Regions from separate parts of the Homo sapiens genome. Here region 1 is linked to region 2. A link is a loop called in an ENCODE intact Hi-C map of the cell type or tissue named here. Cell type or tissue: natural killer cell. All regions are shown on one strand. Links, peaks and the distances in the headings refer to the core of each region. The heading gives the core; the rest is flanking DNA. Region 1 overlaps KDM4B (lysine demethylase 4B). Region 2 overlaps KDM4B (lysine demethylase 4B).

The links. Hi-C counts contacts between places; a loop is a spot of excess contacts. Peaks named below come from ENCODE experiments on the same cell type or tissue, not always from the same donor. Only the 100,000 strongest peaks of a DNase experiment are listed, where the experiment ranks them.
Region 1: a loop joins it to region 2, with 2.5 times the contacts of the local background. A loop is called at or near these places in 6 of 110 quality-filtered maps.

What each region holds. Positions count from the first base shown.
Region 1 is chr19:5,071,579-5,083,615 of GRCh38, forward strand. It overlaps KDM4B (lysine demethylase 4B), which reads left to right. Exons shown (of 23, transcript NM_015015.3): 8 at 5,789-5,892; 9 at 10,789-10,926. Among named protein-coding and RNA genes, the nearest start is that of PTPRS-AS1, 100 kb to the right of the region's middle. RefSeq lists an enhancer at 11,840-12,037. In natural killer cell, for the core only: no CTCF peak of the experiment used is centred there; a DNase peak (open chromatin) is centred at 6,833; H3K27ac peaks cover 600 bases.
Region 2 is chr19:5,134,811-5,146,847 of GRCh38, forward strand. KDM4B (lysine demethylase 4B) reads left to right here. Exons shown (of 23, transcript NM_015015.3): 15 at 529-751; 16 at 2,452-2,528; 17 at 2,811-2,866; 18 at 3,152-3,260; 19 at 9,157-9,342; 20 at 9,438-9,602; 21 at 9,973-10,092. Among named protein-coding and RNA genes, the nearest start is that of PTPRS-AS1, 37 kb to the right of the region's middle. RefSeq lists enhancers at 2,432-2,933, 2,934-3,433, 4,456-4,555. In natural killer cell, for the core only: no CTCF peak of the experiment used is centred there; a DNase peak (open chromatin) is centred at 4,591.

The DNA.
Region 1 (12,037 bases), core at 5,530-8,029, 61 kb before region 2:
CGCGTTCATGTGCTCCCTGGGGACTCTTGGGAAAGAAGGGGTTTGTCATAGAGGGTCCCAGCATGTGCCTGAGGGAGTGCCAGATCCTCAGGTTGTGGGATACTTGGAAACAAGTCAGACAGCTGGAGACACCCGGGATGGGGCCACCCTGAGCTCCCCTGACCACCCAGCCCTGAGGCACTTGGGCAGGGTCCCCATGTCAGCGCCGGCATCACAGCACAACAGGGGTGCAAGTTTCATGACACCTCACTGCTCCTAAGTGCCTGGAGAGTCATGAAAAGACACAGCTGGCTAAAGCAGTTCCTCCCTCCCGCTGGTCCATTCCCAGCTGCTCAAGAGCTGGCTCCTCCGCATTGGCAGGTGGACAGCTTGGGGTGCGTGAGGGGTGAGGGTCAGTGAGGGCCCGTTGTTCCTCTGACAGCATTGAGAGGGCCCTGTCCGAGCACCCCGCCCTTCAAGGACGGCGTCAGGCAGCTCAGCAAGCGACAGCCACAGCTTTTCCAGGAGCTCTCACCCAGCCTCAGTACAGGCTCCCGGGACTGCCTGGTTGCTGTCCTCTGTCCCTTCCAAACCTTCGAGCCAAAGGACGCCCGCCACATGCTCTCTTCCCCCTTCCCATGGGCTTTTGGCTTTGGAGATGGGAACTGTCAGTCTTTCTAGGGAAATAAGGGTCTCCTGTCCCAGAGACTGCGCCAGGAGTCACGTGGCTGTGCAGGAAATGTTGCCCAAGCGCGGCAGATTCGGTGGTGGGGACGGAGGGGAAGGGAGTCCTTGGGGAGTGGGCTGGGCCCTCTCCTGGCATGTGCTCTCCTGGCTTCTGGACTGAGGGCTTTGCTCTTGGTATTTTTGAGCGTTTCTATTGGAAACCTGGACCCCTTTCTTAGGCACAGGTGAATCCTGGTCTTAGGAGCACGCTTCTGGTAGTAGAAATTCTGCAGTCACAGACAGGCCGTAGCAAAGGTCCAGCTCACTTACATACTAAAGCTGTGAAAGAAAAGCTAGATTAAAGCATTTCTCCCATTGTATGTTTTTAATACCAATTTCCAAAACAAATTTGAAGACATAAGCTAAAGAAACATTCCCCATGTTGTATTAGCATCCTGAGGCTCCTGTAACAAATGACCACAGAATTAATGGCTGAAAACAACACACGTTTATTCTCTCACCGTTCTGGAGGTCAGGAGTCTAAAATGCATGTTAAGGGGCTAAAACCCAGGTGCAGGCAGGGCCAGTTCCATCTGGAGGCACCAGGGGAGAACCCACTTCCCGCCTTTTCCAGTGTCTAGAGGCCGCCCGCATTCCTTGGCTCGGTCCCAGGGGAGAACCCGTTTCTGCCTTCCCTTCTCCAGCATCTAGAGGCCACCTGCATCCCTTGACTTGGGCCGCATCACTCCAGCCTCTGTCTCTGGTCTCCTCACTTTCCTCTGCTGTAACCAACAGTCCCTCTGCCTCGCTGTTCTGAGGACCCATGGAATGACATCGGATCACCCGGATAGCCAGGGTGCTCCCCCACCTCAAGATCCTTAACTCGATCCCATCTGCAAAGTCCCTTTCAGCATGGAAGGTACCACACTCACAGGTCCCAGGGGTTAGCATGTGGGTGCCTTGGAGTTCCATTTTTCAGCCAGCCACACTTAGAAAGCCACTGAAGAAAACCTCACTGAGCGGTCAGGGAGCACCTGTGGGCTCCTTGTCTGCTGCAGGCATGACACCCCACACCTCTGTCGTCCACACGGCAGTACCTCTCTACTGCCACAGGGCAGGGGATGCAGGCGCAGCCTGGGGAGAGCCAGCAGCCCCGGTGGGGAGCAGGCTCTAGGCTCCGCAGTCTGTACTGGAGCTGGGCTTCACCCAGGCGGGCCCCTCCTGGTGCTCTCTGGTGCCCAGATCGAGAGGGCCACCCCATCCTTGCCAGCCACTTCTCCCCCTCCATATTTAACTGAGACTACAGTTAGCCACTGTCCCCTCCCTTCTCACCCAGTGTGACTTTTGCATTAGAAAAGCAGAGGTTGACAGGAGCCTGCTGGAGAGGCCACAGGCAGGATCTGGTGAGGCCACCCCTGTCCCCAAGCACTGCCACATCCCCTCTCCCTGGAATGTGACCAGTTCTACCCTGAGGCCAGGCCAGGCACCTGGAGGGCTGGTTTGGTTTCTAAGTGTGCAGAGGGCTCAGTGCCTGGGCTGGGTGAGGGGGAGCCAGGGAAGAATTAGTTCTTGGTGGTGCTTTCACAGGGGTTCTTAGAAAGTATGGACTCTGGCCAGGTGCAGTAGCTCACACCTGGAATCCCAGTGCTTTGAGAGGCTGACGTCAGAGGATTGCTTGAGCCCAGGAGTTCAAGACCAGCCTCAGGAACATAGTGAGACTCTGTCTCTGTAAAAATTAGCTGGGCGTGGTGTTGTACATCTGTAGTCTCAGCTACTCAGGAGGCTGAGGCGGGAGGATAGCGTGAGCCTGGGAAGTCAAGGCTGCAGTGAGCTGTGATGGAGCCACTGCACTTCAGCCTGGGTGACAGAGTGAGACCCTAGTCACCCTTCAGCAGGGCAGAGCAGCTTCTAAAATTCTGGGAGCCAGCCTGGCTGTGAACCCCGAGGAGGGTCAGGAAGGTTGTGGGATGTGTCAGATGCCTGCAGCTGCGTGGAAACACCTTGAGTCCCCTGTGGCCTCTGGCTCAGGGCCCTGCCCTCCCCTCTGGAAGGCAGCTGGGGGCAGGATGGGGCACTAATGGGGAAAGCCTACCCGACCCCCCTTGTGTTCCTAGGTGCCCCTCCCAGACTCTTTTTGGGGCAGGCGATGTGTTCCATCGTTGGGACGGTGGAAGGGGTGTGCGAGTAATATGGAAAATGAATAGCTGTGCTCCAAATGGGCTCACCGGGAGAGTTGTGGAGCCTATGGAGAGAGCATTAATGTGCTGGCGCCTTATTGGTGCTAATCACTTAAAATGTGCGCCTTTGTTAGAGCTTTAATGAGAGCCACTTAAACTGTGCATTAAAAAGAGGAACTGCGGAGAGGCCGCCGGCAGGCCGGGCGGCAGGCAGTCATCATTCTCGTTGAAATGCTTTTAGTGTGGAGAAAAGTTGCTGGATTCGGCAAACCCCTGTACTTTGCAAAACCTCACCGTGGTGTCTGCGTGGCTGGGTGTCAGCAGAAGCACCGTGGCCCCGCTCTCCCGCCTCCCCGTGCGCCTGGGCCTCCGTGTGCTGGTGCTCTCGCACACAGCTGTGCCGCCTTCCACCAATGACCCAATGGGTGTGTGTCCCGTCCTGGAGGCGCTTGAGGTCTGTGCAGGCTTCTAGAAGGGCCCTCGGGCTGGCCGAGGCTGTTGGTCAGTCCTGGCAGGAGGTGGACGCCTGTGGGCTTCCTGTCTGCTGCAGGCGTGACACCCCACACCTCTGTCGTCCACATGGCAGTACCTCTCTACCGTCACAGGGCAGGGGACGCAGGCGCAGCCGGGAGAGAGCCGGCAGCCCTGTTGGGGAGCAGGTCCTAGTCTCCGCAGTCTGTGCTGGAGCCGGGCTTCACCCGGGAGTGCCCCTCCTGGTCCACATCTGACCCCCGTCCTCCTGCCTCCTGGGCCGGCCTCCTGCCCGTTGCCACTTGCAGAGTGGGTGGTGGAGCAGGAAGTGCCCGAGATGAGGCGGTAAGTCCCCTCCCTGAACTGCTCTTCCTGGCTTGGGCCCGTCTGGCTCCCCTGGTGTTGGTTCCGGGGGCCCGGCTGCTTCAGGGAAGTCCCTTTGGCACAGGGATTGTGTTGCACACTGAGGGGCGTGGGCCTCAGCAGCTGCTGCCGGGAAGCCGGGGCATCCTTACCTTACCCGCCAAATGCACGGGTCTTCACCTTGTGATTTGGAAACATTCCTGAACTGTGCTAATTAGGAAGCTTGGTTTATTTTTTATTTTTATTTTTATTTTTGTAGAGATGGGGTCTTGTGATGTTGGCCAGGCTGGTCTCCAACTCTTGGCCTCAAGAGATCCATCTACCTGCCTCGGCCTCCCAAAGTGCTGAGATTCCCTGTGTGAGCCACCGCGCCCAGCCTGGCTGTGAGGTTTGTGAAGGCGCCAAGCTGCTGGTGTGAGTGCCTGTTTCCCAGGCGCTGCTTTAAGTCAGCTGCAGAGCGCACTCCTAGACAGACAGCCCCACACACATGTACGCAGCCCACCATGCTGAGCACGGCCCAACAGGAAGAGGTTGTGAGCTCTGACCACAGCTCGGGGTCAGGCCCACTCTGCCACTTCCTGGTGGTGCTGGGGCCGAGGGTGAGTCAGTTGGTGGCCCGGGCCTCGATTTCCTCACCTGTGCAGTGACAGTGAGGACACCCGCTGTGCTGTGTGGGGGGGCAGGTGCACAGTCTCATTCATGGCCTTGAAAGCAGGTGCCCAAGGGGGAGGCAGCACTGCTAACTCCTCACCGTCCCTGGCTGGTCTGGTTCTAGAACATCAGCTCCGAGAGGAGAGCGGCCACACTGCGTCCTTTCCCCAGGGTCGTGCTCTCTCGTTGACTGAGTGACGAGAGCGGCCACACTGCGTCCTTTCCCCAGGGTCGTGCTCTCTCGTTGACCGAGTGACGAGAGCGGCCACACTGCATCCTTTCCCCAGGGTCGTGCTCTCTCGTTGACCGAGTGACGAGAGCGGCCACACTGCGTCCTTTCCCCAGGGTCGTGCTCTCTCGTTGACCGAGTGACGAGAGCGGCCACACTGCATCCTTTCCCCAGGGTCGTGCTCTCTCGTTGACTGAGTGACGAGAGCGGCCACACTGCATCCTTTCCCCAGGGTCGTGCTCTCTCGTTGACTGAGTGACGAGAGCGGCCACACTGCATCCTTTCCCCAGGGTCGTGCTCTCTCGTTGACTGAGTGACGAGAGCGGCCACACTGCGTCCTTTCCCCAGGGTCGTGCTCTCTCGTTGACTGAGTGACGAGAGCGGCCACACTGCATCCTTTCCCCAGGGTCGTGCTCTCTCGTTGACCGAGTGATGAGAGCGGCCACACTGCGTCCTTTCCCCAGGGTTGTGCTCTCTCGTTGACCGAGTGACGAGAGCGGCCACACTGCATCCTTTCCCCAGGGTCGTGCTCTCTCGTTGAATGAGTGATGAGAGCGGCCACACTGCGTCCTTTCCCCAGGGTTGTGCTCTCTCGTTGACCGAGTGACGAGGGCGGCCACCCTGTGTCCTTTCCCCAGGGTCGTGTTGTCTCGTTGACCGAGTGACGAGAGCGGCCACGCTGCGTCCTTTCCCCAGGGTCATGTTGTCTCGTTGACCGAGTGACGAGAGCGGCCACACCGTGTCCTCTCCCCAGGATCGTGCTCTCTCATTGACCGAGCGACTGTGTGGGCTGTGGTCTGGTGGATTTTGTCTGGGGAGGTCGGAGGAGAAGTCTCTGCATAGCCGTGCCCTGTGAGGGACCCAAGTGTATGCCATGGGTGGGCACCTTGTCACACAAGTAACCCTGGTCCTTCCCCTGGTGAGGAGGCCCTTGGCTGCCCCTGCTGCTGGGCAGAGACGAGACCAGGCATCTGCTCACATGGTCACTGCGCAGAGGCCAGAGGGTGTCACCACTGTCTGCCACCTGCAGAGCTCACAGCAGGGCACTATGGGGCGGCTCCTGCGCATCTCCTTCCCCCCGACCTGCAGGCACTGGGGCCCTGAGAACCAAGGGCAGATCTGGGCCGTGCTCTGTGCTCCCACACGCCCGCTCTCCATGGGAGGAAAGAGCCAGCCTGCCCAGAGGGCAGCATCCTCGCTGACCCCGGCCGGCTGTGGCCCAGGAGACTGACGTCTGTCTTTTCGGCCCTAGGCTTCTTCCCCGGGAGCTCGCAGGGCTGCGACGCCTTCCTGCGGCATAAGATGACCCTCATCTCGCCCATCATCCTGAAGAAGTACGGGATCCCCTTCAGCCGGGTGCGTACGGGTGGGGCCTGCACGCCTGTGGGTGAAGTGGGTACCGGGTCCAAGCCCAGGTGGCCGCACATACCCCAGGAGATAAGCTGTTTAACCCTGGAGAAGTTTCTAGAACAGTGATTAGCATGCCAGAGGAGGGCCGCATGGCTCAGCAGTTAGCCTCCAGCTCTTCCACGGGGAAGCGAAGATGGCAGAGCTTGAATCTGGCGGGGTGTTAACCTCCCCTCCCAAACCAAACCAAAACTTCCTCCTGGGTGTGGCCATCAGAGGCCCCTCCGCAGGGGCTGCAGGGGTGGAAGGGCAGGGGCAGGCCCTGCTGACCTGGCAGGAAGCTGCCAAAGAAACAGAGGGCAGGGCCCCTCGTCCCGTGCAAGGTGGGAACCTGGTTCCTACCGCCCCAGGCCACACCCTAAGTCTCAGGCACCCCCACGGCCCATGTCACCCGGCCGTGGAGAGAACTGCCTGTTTAGAAGTGACATTTCGGGCTCTCCTGCACCGTGAAGACTGTGAACTCATTCAGTTCACTGCTTCAGGGGCTGCTGGTGGAGGCTGTGATGGAGGAGACCTGAGGCCGGGGGGTGGGGCCTCCCTACACCTGATTTGATGGACAGCTGGGGTTTGGTGTCCCAGGAGCAGAGCAGGCTGTGCTCAGGGTCCAGCTCAGCAACTGCACCCACTCGAGGCAGTTCCTTCCCCATGGAGAAGCCTTTGTCCATGGGAGAGTCTAGGCCTGTGTCCCCAGCTCTGTCCAGGTGAGAGGCACGTGCCAAGAACCTGCAAGGCAGGTCTGGGCCGCAGCCCAGCTCATGAGGTTCCACGGGAAGAGTGATGTGCAGGCTCGGGAGCGTGCTCTGTGGTGAGGCCCTGAGTGTCAGCCAGCCGGAAATTGCTTGTGACATTTCAATCAAACCGCCAAAGCATCAGCTCACACATCGGGGATCCGCTCTTCCTGGCGGGGCTGCAACCCAGAGGCCGCCTCCCAGCCGCTGCAGGCATTCATCAGACAGCACAGATCTCGCTCGGAGAAGTGCGCATTTCCGGCCTTTCCTCTTCTCCCCCGTCTTCTGGTTGGAACATCATTCAGTACCAGCAAAACCAGACAGATCACGGCATTGCTCAGGGAAGTGAGAAGTACTGATTTTCTGGCTGGTTTGTCTAAAACCTTCTCCAAAGTGGTGCTTCCTGGAGGGGGGTGCCCATCGAAGGGGTGGGCAGGCAGTGAGTGGCCTGGACTCCCAGGTCAGCATCTGTATCGCACTGCAGTTTATCTGTAAAGTTCCTGAACCTGAGCCAAAGGTGGCTCACCACCAGCCTCAGAGCGGCTGCTGGCACCATGCATGGTAGCAGGCGGGGTCCAGGCAGTACGGCTGCGCTCCCCAACACCGCCAGCTGGTTGCTGGGGCCGGGCGCCAGTTTCTCCAGAGGCTGCCACAGTGAAGGCCCCTGTCCCACTGCAGCGAACAGCACCCTGTGCCGCCCGGCCTGGGGACCGTCCTTCAGCCTCTCAGACGCCATGGGCTTGAGATGAACGTCCCTTCCAGACAGCAGCGTGGGTCCCCTCATCTGAATTCCTGGCAGCCTTCAAACAAGTGACTCCCCACACTCCCCTTATAAATCTTTGTAATGGTATTTACTTCTAGGAGAAAAAGCCGATCAATAGCAGAGCTTTTTAATAATTAAAAGTGTGTACTTCTGTAATCTGCCATTGACTCCCTCATTTATTCTGCAAGAGCTCGCAGAGGAAACCGAGTTCCGGGCTTTCTCCGTGCCTGGTGTCTGGGGCCGCGTCCTGTCACCACTGATGACTTTGCCGCAAAGCCTATTCATCATCCCAACGCCTTCTAATTGATTGTTGGATAATGTTGACAGCAGTGACACAGGGGACAGACACCGTGAGTGTGGAACGAAGCCACCAGGATGCAGGTTTTCTCGCAGGAACATAATCTTCTTGTCCTAACCGAGCACATTTTCTCTTCTAGGCCTTGGTTCATAGGAGGGCTGGGGGAGTGAGGTCCTTACACTGTGAGAGCTTGGCTCTCTGCTGCCATCACCCCCATTCAATCTTGGCATTCCGGGGGCCCAGCTGGATCCCTGAAGGCTCTGAGTCTGATGTCTGCCTGACGCATGCCTGCAGGCCTGGTTCTCCAGGGGAGAGACAGGGAGCCGTCACTTGGCCTTAGAGCAGGTGGTCAGGGAAAAGCCTTTCCGAAGCCGGCTCAAATAGGATAAAGGAATCAGTAATGGCATTTACTTTACTTTCTTAACTTTTCTTTTTTTCTAGAGATGGGGTCTCACTCTGTTGTCCAGGCTGGTCTCAAGCTCCTGGGCATAAGTGTTTCTCTTGTCTTGGCCTCCCAAAATGCTGGGATTACAGGTGTGAGCACCATGCCCGGCCCAGTAATTAGGTTTTTTTTTAAAAAGCCCCAAACCTTAATTTTATTTGCCCCTCATTTCACGGAGCTCCCAGCGTAGTGGGGAGAAGCTGGCCCAGAGAACCCCACGTCCTGCACAGTGAGGGCCAGCCCTTGGGGACCCCATGTCCTGCACGGCGGGGGCCAGGCCCTGGGGCCACGTGTGTTCCCCCCCCACCCCTATTTTCTGCCGCGTGCTCGTTCTGCTGCACGTGGCTGTCACTTGAATGGGAATTTAAAAATATAACTTAATGCACACTGACTTCCCTTGATTGGTGCAATTAATTATTTGAAAAGAAAAATATCACAGTGTTCTTAAGGACTGGCATTTTTCCAAGCTGTGTCAGTTTTGATTGATGTCTGACGCCGTGGCTGGCTTCTGAAAGCCTCACCAGTTCTGATGGCTTATTGGCGACTTCAGTGTATCCAGCAATCTCTGCTCATCTTTCTGGGGGAATATATAATGATCAGCAGGCCTGAGAACTCCTACAAATCAGAGATAAGAAAACAAATGGCCCGATGAATTCGGCGTGAGGGGCTTGAGCAGACGCGTTACGAAGGAGCTGCAGGAACGAAAGCCATGGTTCAGTGCCCAGCATCGGTAGAAGTCAGAGGCAGCCAGCTGGGAGACACCGCCAGCCCCAGGACGGCCACGTCAGAACACCGCCACCAGATGCCAGTGAGGAGGGCGCAGCTGCACGCTGCTCCCAGCCGGGGTGGATGCAGGGCGGTGCCATGGCCATGGAAAACCGTTCGGCATTTTCTTGGAAACGGAAGCATGTACCCTGTGCCCCAGCGATGCCACTCTGTGCATATTTACTCAGGAGAAATGAAAACATATGTCTCCAGAAAGATTGGTACATAAGTGTTCTTAGCAGTTTTCTTCACGAGAGCCCCAAACTGGAAACAGCCCGCACGTCCATCAACAGGAGGATAGATAAATAAATAACCATAGATCCACGCGCAACCGAGTACTGTTTAGAAATGAAAAGGAGCGGTCGCCTGGTGCACAGGACAGTGGGAACAAATCTCAGAAACGCACGCCAGGTGGAAGACAACAGGCACGTGTCCCTGCCGTACAACGCCATTCATGTGAACCACTAGGAGGGAACGAGGTCTGTGGTGACTGAGAGCGCGTGCGTGGTTCGGTGGGGATGGCCTGGTAGAGGGCTGGTAGGAGGGGTGCCTGGGGGCCCGGCATGTTTTGTTCCTGTCTGGATCAGTGGTTACGCCCAGAACTCCGAGCAGCCTGTGATCCCTGCGTTTTACTGGATGTTAAATAAAGATGAGGAGCCCACTTGACTTCAAGGATTCTAGTTCATGAGCCTCAGTTTCCACGTCTGTGGATTGGGCCCACAGCCCCACCTCCTAGAAGCCCTTGGCCTGAGCCCCGGGGTGCAGCAGGTGGGAGCCATCACTCCAAATTTGTTGTTGATCTTTCTGGATGGTCGTCTTTCAAAGGCTTTATCAACGGGCTTAGCAGTGAGCAGGGAGTGGGGGTCAGTGTGGCCATCTCGAGTGTCCCCAGAGTGGGGAGGGTTCCTAGGGCACAAGGCTGTAGCCCCCCAGCCCTGGTAGGCAGCCCTGCCTTTTCTTCCAGACCTTGGGGTGGCTGTTGGGAAACCTTGGGTCTGGGGTCATTGTGGGCCCCACCCCAGCCACGCACGCCTCGGCTCCTCAGTTTAGGGGGTCCTGCTTCAGAGACCTGCAAAGTCGAATGGGCCGAACATCCGAATTGGACCTGGGTCTGGAAGCATTGGCCCGCTCTCCAGGGTGCTGATCTGTGGTGTCAGGTCATGCCCCCGGTGTGCAGATATTTCTGGATCTCCATGACTTCATGGAGATCCCCTTGTTGAGATACAATTGAAAGATGGCTTGGGATGGCGGCGTGTCGCAGGCCCCTTCCTGGCGTGTTTTGCGCGTGCAGTGGTGGTTCCTTTCTCATGCGAGGGCAGAAGGTGTCCTGAGCGCGTGCAGTGTCTTGTCTTCAGAGCACTCTAAAGCTGCTGTCAGCACCACCCGCCCCGAAACCAGCCCCAGCTGCTTCAGGACATGTCACAGTGACTGTGAGTGTGACTCAGCCACCTCCAAAGCAGGAGGCCCCCATCGCTCCCCATGAAGGTCCGGCTGGAGACACCCCCACGGGCATTGTGTCCAGCCACGGCTCCATCTGCGGTTCTCCCACTGGGGTGATGCTGACGGCCGCCTTGGGGCAGGGCAGGGGCTGCTGGGGCTGGAGGGGCCCGGCTGAGCCGAGTGGAGGTTGCAGAGCTGTGGCTGCGGCTGCTCACTATGTCCTTCATGAGCCGCGTGGGAAATGGGCTGGAGCCCTGGAGCCCCTGGAGCCGCTGGATCACCTTTGACTTTGTGAAACCCCCTTGGCTCATAAGCCAGGCTCCCTGGCACTTGCTGGGAAGTGCCCACGTCCCATCCCCTGGTGCGCCTCTGGTGGCCCTGCCCTCACCTGTCTCCTTTCCCTCTGCAGATCACGCAGGAGGCCGGGGAATTCATGATCACATTTCCCTACGGCTACCACGCCGGCTTCAATCACGGGTTCAACTGCGCAGAATCTACCAACTTCGCCACCCTGCGGTGGATTGACTACGGCAAAGTGGCCACTCAGGTAAAAGCTTGCCTGCTGGGAACGGGTCCCAGCAGGGCGGGAGGAGGCTCTTTTTTGCCTCTGCAGCCACACGCCCATAGCTGGTCCAGCAGCCGTTTCGCTCAGCCCAGGGCCTGGGCTCTCAACCAGGGTCTGATTCTGGGCTCCTCAGAGAGCTTTTGCCCAGAACGCTCCTTACCTCGAAGACTGGAGAGGAGGTGGGCAGGTCGGGTGGACGATGGTGGCCCAGGGCCCATCTCCAGCGAGTTCCATACACCAGTTATCCCTCGGCCTGCGTGGGCCTCCTGGGCATGGCCGGCTGCTCGGGTCTAGGGGTTGGGGTGTTTCCTCCACCAGCACCATTGTCCCCCCTGCTGGCTGGCTCCTGGGCATCTCCTGGCCATCATGGTCCTGGGGTTGGGTTGTTTGCTGACATCTCTCTCCTGGGGGCCGCTTGGCCAGGCAGGAGCCCACTCAGGCATCTGCCCCCCTCCCTCCCTGCTCCCCTGTCAGTGGCAGTCCCCCAGCTCCCAGTGCCTGGGTGCTTCCTGCTGGTGGGGTCCCTGGAGGTCACGGTGAGCTTAGCATGCCCGTGGGAAGACTCACAGTGAGTGGCCCTTGCTTGATTTTTTTCTGGTGATTCTCGTTCCTGGTCTCAGAAGGCCGATTATTGGCCAGCAATTGGCGTCTGAACTGAGCGCTTGTTCCCCACTCTCCTAACGCCACGTACAGCCATCTGTGTGGCTGTTCTCGACCATGCGGAGGGTGTGGGAGGCTACTGGATGGATAGGAAGCCCACAAGAGCTGCTGCTGGGCACGGGTGGGACGGGGTCGCCTTGGCTGGCCACCCCCTCCCCCATGGTCTCTGCCTTGGGGTCCCAGTGACGGGGACGTGGACGGGGCTTATGAATCCTAAGCCTCAGAAAGGGGAGTGTGGGACCCGGGAAGGGAAGCAGCTAGGAGGCCGTCTGGGCATCACAGGTCTAGCCCTTTCCTGGCTGCCTGTCTGGAGCTGGGGGCTGGGGAGCCTCCTCCCAGGGCTGTCCCTGAAGTCCCCTGCGTGCTTTTCCTGGCTGCCCCCAAGTAGGACTGAGCTGTCCCGGCAGGCCAGGCTCGGCCACGTGGCCCTGGC
Region 2 (12,037 bases), core at 3,518-6,017:
TGTCTTGGGGCTCTGCTGCTGGGAGCTGGATTTAGTGCTCTGGTTCCTGAGACAAACAAGACCTGACAGCCGACACCGTCTCCAGGCACTTGCTGTCCTTTGTGAGGCCAGAGAGGCTGCTGGGAGCCACAGGGCCTGGAATGCCACTTCAGACATGCGTCTTCCTAATTCCCCTTGCCAGGCAGAGTGTGGAGACTCGTTCATCACACACCACCCCCAGCATACCCCAGCGCCAGGGGCCACCCAGCACCAGGGGCCACACAGGCCAGCCTGAGCTCTGTGTCTGGATGCAACCCTCATGGGAAGGTCTTCGGCGGGTTGGGGACAGGGTCAGACAGTGTTTGGGGATCCTGACTTTCTGGAGGAGTGAGAAGAGGGGCCGAGGTGGCTCTGGCCATCTCCCCGACCTCCCCCTCCAGAGCCAGGGGGTGTCGAAGCCTGGGGCAGGTGCCCTGAGAGAGGTCCGCGCCGCCCGCCCGCCTGCCCCACACATGGCTCTGTCCCCTGAAGGTCGCCTCTCCCCTACAGGCCCTACAGACTGAGAAGGAGGCACCCATAGCCTCCCTCGGAGAGGGCTGCCCGGCCACATTACCCTCCAAAAGCCGTCAGAAGACCCGACCGCTCATCCCTGAGATGTGCTTCACCTCTGGCGGTGAGAACACGGAGCCGCTGCCTGCCAACTCCTACATCGGCGACGACGGGACCAGCCCCCTGATCGCCTGCGGCAAGTGCTGCCTGCAGGTCCATGCCAGTGAGTGCCACTGTGGGGCCCAGAGGAGCTGCGCCCTCCTTCAGGGTGTTGGTGGGGGTGCCGGTGGGGGCTCCATCCTCCCCTGCGGAGGGCCACACCGGCCCCTCTCCCCAGGCTGCACTTTCAGGGCCAGGGCAGGGGCCTCCCCCGGTGACTTCCTGCAATTTCTGACTTTCTCATCCTTCCCGTTGTGGTCCCACCATCTAGAGCAGGGGGAAAGGCTGTGGCCATGGAAGGGCTGGATGACCGCATGCCACCCTGGGGCAGGACAGGGCCTCCACCGCCCCCAGCATCCAGAAGATGCCAGTGCAGGCCCAGGTGCTGGCCTCTGGTGCCAGCCTCTGCGGAGGAAGCCTCTGCTCCAAGGGGCACTGGGCTCATCCCACCCTGTCCCTGACACCCAGAAGCTCACCCTAGGGCCAGAGCAAGAAATGGGCCAGGCACCCCGTCTCTCCGCAGGCTGTGTTCCCTGAGAATGGCTGTCTCTGCCAAGCAGCCTTTGGGGGCAAACATCCCTGCCCTTGACCTTGGCCCAGGCAGGGTTCCTCCTCACTGGCCCTCTGGACAGTTCTGCCGAGTCTTCTCCAAGGCCTGGGAGGCGACAGGAGGAACTCAGGCAGCCGCTACGCCTGTGATTTGTGGCTGTGGTTGAAACTGATGGTCACAGTGAGATTGCAGCGTGGTCAGGGCGTCTGATTTATCTCTGCTCTCAGGGACCCCTCCCCAGTCCTGAGGCTCGACCATGGTCACAGACAAGAAAATGGATGTCTGTCTCTTTCCCACGCACGGGGGGGCGGTGGCAGGAATTGGACTTTCAGGGAAGGAGGAGGGCTCTCTGGAGACGTTTAATTTTCTGTGCCCCTGGCAGCCATAGATCTGTGTCGGTTTCCTCCTGGCGGTGGCCTGCCTGGGGGCTCGCGTTGTCTCCTGGCTGGGAGGCTCTTCACTCTGCTTTGCTGGGCCTGGGTTTGAGATGTGCCCCCGGGGCAGATGGGCTCCCTGGGGGAAGGGTTGCCGAGGGTCCCAGGCCTGCCACAGCCGGGCCGCCCCAGCCAGGCTACCCCAGCAGACGCCCCCACCCCCAGCCGTGCCCACCACCCTGCTGCTCTGGAGGCAGTGAGGTCCCCGCCCCCAGCCTCTTCAGTGGGCCATCAGCACTGGCAGAGAGCCCCTTCCACACTGGGGGCAGTGATCCCCAGCAGAGGCAGAGCCCTGGGGGGCAGGCGGCACCCCTGCCCTCGCTCTGGGGGCATGATTCGGCCTTTTGTGCCCTTTCCCCATTTCCAGACCCAGGGCCACATCCCACAGTGAGTCTCCCTTGCGGCTTTGGCCTTTCTGGACATAGCAGGAGGAGCTGCTGTTGGGGGTGCAGACACCCAACAAGGAGGGGCCCTCAAGACACCACCAGGCTGAGCGCGGCAGACCCAGCTGGAGCTCAGGGTCCCTGCTTCCCCTCCTGCGTCCTCTTTCCACACAAGTAGCTTCCAGACCTTTCTCTCGCTCCACATGCAGTGGCCTGGATTGAAGCTCAGAGGGTGGGAACAGCACGCACCCTGAATGCTGCAGCTGCGTGCGGAGGCCTCGTCACTCCACATACGGACACTGGCCCCCAAGTTACCCGGCCCCTCCCCCTGAGTTTCACTCGGCTCCCCAAGTCTCACCTGCCCCCCAGATCTCAGCCAGCCCCCGCTGTCTTCCAGGTTGCTATGGCATCCGTCCCGAGCTGGTCAATGAAGGCTGGACGTGTTCCCGGTGCGCGGCCCACGCCTGGACTGCGGTAACTCGCTCCCCGCAGCGGGGGTGGTGCTCTGAGAGGCCTGGGCCCCGGCCCCACTCCAGTGGGGTGACTTTGGGGCGTAGTCTCCCCTCCGTGGGCCTGGGTTCCTTCACCTCTGCCCTGAGGGGGTGGAACCCAAGGGATTCCCACCCGTCACTTTGGTGGCTGCTAGGTTGAAATATAAGGGCCGTGGGCTGGGGACGGTTGGCAGATCAGGCCCCAAGCAGTGTGTGGGGAGCCTGCTCCGAGCCCTGCTCATCCAGGGCTGTCTGGTCTCCACAGGAGTGCTGCCTGTGCAACCTGCGAGGAGGTGCGCTGCAGATGACCACCGATAGGAGGTGGGTGGCACCGCGCGTTGGGGCTGGAGGGCCGGAGGGGAGCCTGCCCTGGGCTGAGGCTCTGCAGGGTGTGACCCCAGTGCCTAGGGGTTGACCATCACCTCCACATAACCGCCCTGTGTCATGGATGGGGTGGCCAGGGCTGAGGAGGAGCATACGCCTGCACCGACCTTCCTGAAGTTCCCCAGGCCCTGACCCAGCCGACAGCCACATCACGCCCAGCCCCTCTGTGACCAGCCCAGGTCCTCAGAGGCGCACCTGACCCCGCTGCACCTGCCCTCCCAGGTGGATCCACGTGATCTGTGCCATCGCAGTCCCCGAGGCGCGCTTCCTGAACGTGATTGAGCGCCACCCTGTGGACATCAGCGCCATCCCCGAGCAGCGGTGGAAGCTGGTAGGTCCTTGCGGTCGAGGCCCACCCTGCCCGTGCCTCTAGGGCTGCCGGCCATGCTCGGCTCCCCACCTGCGCGATCTGAAGCGGTCTTTCCTCCAAGCTCTGCGTCTCCATGGGGGTGGTGGGCAGCTTTCAGGAAGCCAGTGATCCCGACTTCAGCAGGTGTGTTATTTTTTGAATCCTTCCCCGAGGTGCAAGGTACAAAAATCAGAAGGCATCAAGGGTGGCAGAGATAAGCAGGCCCCGTCAGGTGTGGCCTTGGGGGCATCCTCTGCAGAATCGAGCACCCCATGCAGTTTCCACCTTCCCACAAAAGCAGAGGCACCGCACGTGCCCCGACACAACCGGGCTGTCTGATCTTTGCTGTTTTTCTAATAATTATAACAAGCCTGGGCAACACGATGAGACCCCATCTCTATAAAAAAAATAAAAAACACTAGCTGGGCGTGGTGGCACACACCTGTGGTCCCAGCTACTCGGGAGGCTGAGGTGGGAGGATCGCCTGAGCCCGGGATACCCAGGCTGCAGTGAGCTGTGATGGCACCATTACACTGCAGCCTAGACAACAGAGCCAGGCACTGTCTCAAAAAAAAACAAACAATTGTAACAATGCTTAGCGTGAGATCTGCCCTCTTAAGAAGCATCTGAGGTTCAGTACAGCATTCACCACGGGCCCAGTGGTGGGCAGCAGGGCTCTGCGGCCCGCTCACCCGTCCTGTATAACTGACACTTCACACGTGCTAAGCAGCAGCTCCCTCCGCCCACCCCAGCACCCAGCACTCTGCTTCTGTGTGTTTGCCTGTGTTATAGACCCCACGTGAGTGGGATTGTACAGTCTTTATTCTTCTGCGACCGGCTTCTTTCTTAAGAGACAGGGTCTCTCACTCTGTTACCCAGGCTGGAGTGCAGTGGTGTGATCACAGCTCTCTGCAGCCTCAAACTCCTGGGCTCAAGCGATCATCCCGCCTCAGCCTCCTGAGTAGCTGGGACCACAAGCACGTGCCAAAAAGTTAGGTTAACTCCCAATTTTTTTTTAAAAGATGGGGTCTCACTATGTTGCCCAGGCTGGTTTGGAACTCCTGGCCTTGAGATCTTCCTGCCTTGGCCTCCTGGGTAGCTGGGATTACAGGCGCGAGTGGTGTCTTTCATTTGGCATAGTTTCCTCAAGGTTCATCCACATTCATTCAACCCAAATATGGCAGGAGTTCCTTCTTTTCCTGGCTCAGTGATGTGCCACCATGTGGATGGACGACGTTGTGTTGATCCGGGCACCCGCCGATGTCTCTGCCTTCAGGCTGTTGTGGGTTGCGCCGCAGCGGATGTGGGAGTGTGGTTGTGGTTTGGAGATTCTGATGTCATTTCCTGTGGATACAGACCCAGCAGTGGGCTTGCTGGACCGTCGGGCAGCTCTGTTTTTAGCACTGGAGGAAACTGCTCTCCCTTGCGGCTGGACGGACTCCCATCCGCACCCCCCGGGTGCAGGGCTTTCCCCTTCCCCTCGTCCTCACTCACACCTACCTTTGACTTTTTTGTAGCAGCCGCCCTAGCAGGTGCGAGGTGGTCTCGCTATGGTTTGATTTGTGTTCTCCTGGCGGTCAGTGACGCTGGGCATCTTTGCACAGTCCTGTTGGCCATCTGCATGCCGTCTTTGGAGAAACGTCTGTTCTGCTCCTTCGCCCATTCCGTGCCTGGGTTGCTTGGCCTTTTGTGGTTGAGTTGGAGGATCTCTGCTGCTCCACTCTTGGTGCACATTGAGGCCCCCCGTAGATGCGCGCAGCCACCTTGGGCGTAGCGGGGCCTCATCGTGGGGGCTTGTGAAGCTTCCTCCTGCTCTCAGCAATGATGGCCCCCCTTTGGGGAACCCCTTGGAGCCACAGGGCAGTCAGGAGTGGTCAGTGCTGGCCACCAGCTGGCTGTGCACTTGGGACAGATTCCTCGACCTCTCTGTGCCTCGGCCGTCCCTTCTGTGCTGTGGGGTTGCCACAGTCCCCGCCATGCAGGGTTGCAGTGGTGTGAGCTGGGCCCACTCCCTAAAGCATGGACCACCCTGTCTGAGCACTAGCAGCTGCTCAGGGCTTGTCAAATCTGCAGCCTCGCTCCCCCAGGCCCCCAGTGTCACCTACTGCATTTGATCCACACAGTGAGAGCCTGTGGGGTCATCCTGCACTGTCTGTTCTGCAGGTGAGGAGCCTGGGGCCTGGAGGGGCTTGGCCGATCATGGCCTGGGCTGCAGCCCTGCAGGGCTGTCTGCTGCACACCCTGTAGCCCACCTGCGCACAAGGCACTTGGGGCTGTCCACGCCTGCTGGAAAATGACACTCAGCTGGCCCTTTAAATCAGCTTCCTGCAGAGCCTTGGGACCTGGCCCAGAAAGAAGATGAGGAGGCCAGGCCTGGTGGCTCATGCCTGTAATCCCAGCACTTTGGGAGGCCGAGGCGGGTCGATCTCCTGAGGTCAGGAGTTCGAGACCAGCCTGGCCAACATATGAAACCCCGTCTCTACTGAAAATGCAAAACTTAGCTCTGCATGGCGGGACGTGCCTGTGATCCCAGCTACTCGGGAGACTAAGGCGGGAGAATTGCTTGAACCTGGGCGGCGGAGGTTGCAGTGAGCTGAGATTGCGCCACTGCACTCCAGCCTGGGCGACAGAGTAAGACTCTGTCTCAAAAAAAAAAAGATGAGGAGAGCAAAATGCAGATGTTGCTGGGGCCGCGTCCCCACTAAGGGCTGTGCATGTGGCAGCGCTGATGGGGAGGACGCATTTGTCCCTGTGCACTCCGGCCTCTGCACACGTGTCTCGTGGGCCCCTGGAGGCTGGGCCCGCAGCCAGTAGCACCCAGCAGCGTCCTGCCTGCTTTTCCTGCCTGGTTTATCTTCCCAGCCGCGGACACAGTGCCTGGTGTTGACATTCAGGCTTGCGTGGAGGTGGGGCTGGAAGCAGACAGATCAGTCTGGCAGGGTGGGTCTGCTGGGGAGACCACAAGGGTGGGACTGATGCCGGCCACAAAGCCCGGGCTCCCATGCACTGGTGCGAGGTGCCCACGAGCCCGGCGGGCTTGGATGCCATGCTTGGAGCCCACAGGTGCTGGGCCACCTGGGCAGGGCTGTGCAGGCAGTCACAGAGGCTCATCTGGAAGGGGAGCCCTCTTTCCTTGTTCGTGGAGTGGAGTGTGCAGTGGGTCACGCCGGCCTGGCCGGGCACGGCCAGGCGATTAGGAAGCCGGCAGCCCGCGGGTGATGCTTCCGAGGCACCAGTGACTCAGTCCACAAACGTGGGCGTAAAAGGCCTCATGATTCAGGTGGAGTGATGGTGCGATGCGTGGTGCAGTGATAAGTCCTCCTGCCCGACGCCTTATGGATCATCTGACATTTCCAGAACGCAGCCTCTTCATTACCGGTGCTTGTAACGATGAATTAAAAATCCTTTTACACGAGGCCCGCTTGTACTGCTTAATGGGGCTTTGCAAGGAGGCGGCGGTTAATTCCTGCTCGCCCAACCGCCCAGCCACCTTCGCGGGCCACGGGCAGGCTGCAGGCATGGGGCACTCACTCCTGGTTACCCATCCGTCAGTTTGTCTCCAGGACTTCTCCAGCCACCGGCTCAGGGCTCCAGGCAGTCCTGGTGAGTCAGGGGGCTCCGGCTGGCCGCCCGCCTGGGCCAAGTTATCACCACGTTCTCAAGGCCGTGCTGCTGAGAAGCTTCTCACCTACCGGCTGGGCAGGTTCCTGGCAGCAGGCAAAAGCACCGGGAGCTCCCTGGAGGATCTGGGAGGTCTGGGAGGGGCTTGGGATGGGGGGAGGCGCCTCCAGGGCAGCAGGAGGGGTGGGCAGTTGCACCAGCTCTCTCCACTGCCCACAGTCCTGCCTGGAGGGGTAGGGCTCGGTCAGGAGGGAGGGGCTCTCTGCTCCTCAGGGGTTGGGGTTGTTTGCGAAAGCAGGTTGGTGGACAGCCACTGCGCCTCAGTGTGTGACAGGCTGAGGACACAGCTTCATGGGTGGTACCTAGCGGTGACCACCTGCTTCCTCCAGGCCGTGGTGCTCTGCAGACCTCTGAAGCCCACCCGCGTCGTCCTCACAGCCCTGTGGCCTCCGAGGAAGGACACCGAGCCGGGAACTTCGAACCAAACACCAGTGCCTGGGCCCTTCCAGGCCCCCCACGGGCCGTAGACCCTGACTCCCCGGCACACACTGGCCTGGGCCAGGCCAGCACTGGATGTGGGTCTTCAAACTGCGGCTCCCAGGAAGGGAGGTGACGGCCAAGAACGCCTGCCCGACCTCCTGTGGCCACAGCGCGTGGCGTGACTGGACCTCGCCTTAGTAGGGGTGGCTCTGGGCAACCTCGGCCCCAGGCACAGCTCCTGACAAATGGTCCCATGGGTCCGGGGGCACGCTTTTCACAACGTGGAGATGCAGGGTCATGGGCTGCCTGCTACCACGAGGCGGAAGGGGATGGTGCTGGGCACCAGCCTGCCCCGGGGCTGGGTTTCTCCTGGGCCTGGGCCGAGGGGTGGAGGCCTGTGGGTGACGTGTTCAAGACGGCTCAGCAACCCCACCTGACAGTGTCCAGGTGGGGCCTCTCCCCCACCCCCAGGCTCCCCAGGGAGCACAGCCTCCACTCCTACACACTGGCTACTCTGCCGGAGGGGGAGGCCGTGCTGGAGTGATGCCTGGCGCGTGTTGTGTGATGGGAGAATTGGGTATTTACAGTTTAATAACGAGATCTCGATGCCGTCGATCGGCCCTGCTCCAGGCCCTTGGCTTATCTGGCTTTTGAACGTGGTTTATAGAGTGGTGACGGTGCCGCTTATTAAATGCTTAGCTGGGCCTGGCGTGGGTGTGGCGGCCGCCAGGGCCCCGGTGCTGGCTCGGGCAGGTGTTGCAGCGGGAGCCTCAAGGGATGAAAGGTGGCTCTCCGGTGCTCCCTCCTCACCAAGGAGGCTTCTCTCAGGGCTTCTTATTAAAAGCCGATGTAAAGGACCTGCGCGATGGCTCACGCCTGTAATCCCAGCACTTTAGGAGGTCAAGGCGGGAGGATCCCTTGAGCTCAGGAGTTTGAGAGCAGCCTGGACAATATAGCAAGACTCCACCTCTACAAAAGTCAAAAATTAGCCAGGCATGATGGTTGCACCTGTGGTCCCAGCTACTCAGGAGGCTGAGGTGGGAGGATTGCTTGAGCCCAGGAGTTGGAGACCGCAGTGAGCTATGATCGCGCCGTGTGCTCCAGCCTGGGTGACAGAGCACCCAGGCTCAAAAAAAAAAAGAAAAAATCCTTCACTCTAACCATTCTAAAGTGTGCCACTCTATGTTTTTTAGTACATTCTGAGTTGTGCCAACTATCACACCGTCTAATTCCAGAACAGTTCATCACCCCATGAAGAATGGGCCCCATTACCAGTCGCTCCCATCCCCTACCCTGTGCCCACGAGCCCACTTCCTGTGTCTGGGGGTGGCCTGCCCTGGGGGTTGCAGAACACGGGGTCACATGGTCTGCACTCACCTCTGTGTCCCCAGGGCACATCTCTGTCGCCACGTGGTTCCTCTGGCTGAGCGACACCACGTGGGGCTCTTCAGTGTCTGTCCCAGCAGTCAGTGACACGCAGGGGGACGGGAGAGGACTCCCCGGGGGCTGATCTGTCCCAGCAGCCAGTGACATGCAGGGGGGATGGGAGAGGACTCCCCAGAGGCTGAGCAGCAGGAGGCTGGGTCAGTGGGTCTGGAGGGCTTGGCCAGGGAGGCTGCGGGCTCTGGGCTGTGGAGGGGAACCCTCACTGGGCAGAGCGCAGGGCCACTCCCGCGATGCCTCCCTTGAAGGCTGTGCCGGGAGGGGCCGGGGACTCCGTTCCAGGGTCCCTAGGGAAGCTCGAGCCCCATGCCCCTGCCTGTGTCCCCATCCCCAGAAATGCGTGTACTGCCGGAAGCGGATGAAGAAGGTGTCAGGTGCCTGTATCCAGTGCTCCTACGAGCACTGCTCCACGTCCTTCCACGTGACCTGCGCCCACGCCGCAGGCGTGCTCATGGAGCCGGACGACTGGCCCTATGTGGTCTCCATCACCTGCCTCAAGCACAAGTCGGGGGGTCACGCTGTGAGTGCCTGCCCGCCTCCTTGCCCCCAGCCCCTGGCTCCCGCCCCCACCGACACCCGCGCTGACCGCCCCCCACACCCTCCGCACCCTCCCAGGTCCAACTCCTGAGGGCCGTGTCCCTAGGCCAGGTGGTCATCACCAAGAACCGCAACGGGCTGTACTACCGCTGTCGCGTCATCGGTGCCGCCTCGCAGACCTGCTACGAAGTGAACTTCGACGATGGCTCCTACAGCGACAACCTGTACCCTGAGAGCATCACGGTGAGCTGTGGGGTGGGGCAGGGGGCGGGGGGAGGCTGGGAGCACAGCGACAACCTGTACCCTGAGAGCATCACGGTGAGCTGTGGGGGTGGGCGGGGGGAAGCTAGGAGTGGCCTGACTCCAGATCCCTTCATGGGGTCCCCTTGTCCTCAGGGCCCCAGGCCCCTTCAGGAAAAGCACCGCTCACTGTTCAGCAGAAAGCGACCCGCAGCCAGGGCTCTGCACCGCCCCGCTACCCCGGGCCCCCGCAGCCAGCTTTGGGGCTTCAGGCAGAGAACCTCACTTGCCAGCGCGGAGAGGGTCTAAAACCCAGCGACAGCCCCCAGCGTAGTGTGGCCAGGACCTCACCTCCCACCTCTTCTCCCTGCAGAGTAGGGACTGTGTCCAGCTGGGACCCCCTTCCGAGGGGGAGCTGGTGGAGCTCCGGTGGACTGACGGCAACCTCTACAAGGCCAAGTTCATCTCCTCCGTCACCAGCCACATCTACCAGGTAAGCGGGGGATCTGGCAGCCGCGCCATGCCTTCACCAAGCTCTTCTTGTAGGTGCGGGGACAGGAGGATCACACCCCTGGCCCAGGTGCCTTTGCCTGGGGCACTGGCGGGTGTGGGCCATGGTTAGTGAGGCCCGCAGGACCCAGCTGAGCCTTGGCTCGCCTGCCTAAGTTAGAAGCACAGGGCTTGTTTGTTTTCAAAGCTAAAGGGGCCTCCACTCGGGTGACATTTCCCTTTGAGACACCTTCTCAATTTTTCTTAACATAAGTTCTCCCTTTCACCGTTTTGGAGTGTACAGCTCAGTACCCCTGGGTTTTTTTTTTTTTAATCAAATTGGTAGTGAGTTTCTTCTCATGACTGTGGAAGAGGAATTATTTAAAAGTGTGGAATCTTAGACCGGGCACGGTGGCTCACCCCTGTAATCCCAACATTTTGGGAGGCCGAGGCAGGTGGATCACTTGAGGTCAGGAGTTCAAGACCAGCCTGGCCAACATGGTGAAACCCTGTCTCTACTAAAAATACAAAAATTAGCTGGGCTTAGTGACAGGCACCTGTAGTCCCAGCTGCTCGGGAGGCTGAGGCAGGAGAATCGCTTGAACCCGGGAGGCAGAGTTTGCAGTGAGCCGAGATCACACCACTGCACTCCACACTCCAGCCTGGGTGACAGAGCGAGACTCAGCCTCAAAAAATTAATTAATTAATTAAATGAAATAAAAGCGTGGAATTTTAGGAGGAGAGCTGCCCATATCCCAGCAGCTAGAAGCGTCGCTCCCAAGCCTGGTGCCGCACTTCCCTTGAGCTCCCCTGGCTCGAGGCTCCCGGGAGGAGGCGACAGCTTGTCTCTTCCAGTCACATCTGCCCCATTTGAGGAGTGGAAACGAAGCCTCACTCAGAGTCACCTCGGGTCACGCGGCGGGTCAGTCGGTGACGTCCTGGCCTTAGCTCGCACCCCGAGCCCCAAGTTCTTTGTAAACATCGGAGTTCAGCTCTTTACCACGTCGGTTAAGGTGAAAACCCTAACCCCTGCGATGGTCCCGAGGCCGCATTAAGGAAAGGTCCCGCCCGCATCTCCCGCCAGACCTGAATGAACTGAAATGATCGAGTGTCACTGAGTGCCCAGGACCACCCCTACCCCCCGCCGTGCAGGCCGGCCCCGCCCGGTCACCACTCTCGGACCTGTCACTGAGCATCCAGGACCCCCACCCCCGGCCGTGCAGGCCGACCCCGCCCAGTCACCACTCTCAACCTGTCACTGAGCATCCAGGACCGCCTTGCCATGCAGGCCGGCCCCGCCCGGTCACTGCTCTCGGACCTGTCACTGAGCATCCAGGACCCCCCCCGCTCCGCCGTGCAGGCCGGCCCCGCCCAGTCACCACTCTCGACCTGTCACTGAGCATCCAGGACCTCCTTGCCATGCAGGCTGGCCCCACCCGGTCACCACTCTCGGACCTTGCAGGGTCTTCCCTGCTCCTTGAGAAGGGGGTGGTTTCGGGGACAAGCCATCCCCATGGCCAGCCCTGTGGGAGCTACCACCAATCTCCAGACACTGTCACTTCTGCTCAGCTCCAGCCTTCCCTGGGGGGAGGCTCAGGCAGCTCCTTGGACTTCCTGATTGTGTTAGGCTTAGACCAAGGGCAAGGTCGATTTGCACCCCTTAGCCCATCCCAGGCAGCAGCAAAAGAGAATAATCCCTGCTCAGCTCACCTGGCAGCTCTTCTCTCAGGTTATGAGTTTCAGGTGGGCTGGGCGCGGTGGTTCACACCTGTAATCCCAGCACTTTGGGAGGCCGAGGCAGGAGGATCACTTGAGGCTAAGAGTTCGAGACCAGCCTGGGCAACAAAGTGAGACCCCCCCCCCCCCCACAATCTCTACAAAAAATTTTAAAAATTAGCTGGGCATGGTAGTGTGCGCGTGTAGTCTCAGCTACTCGGGATGCTGAGGTG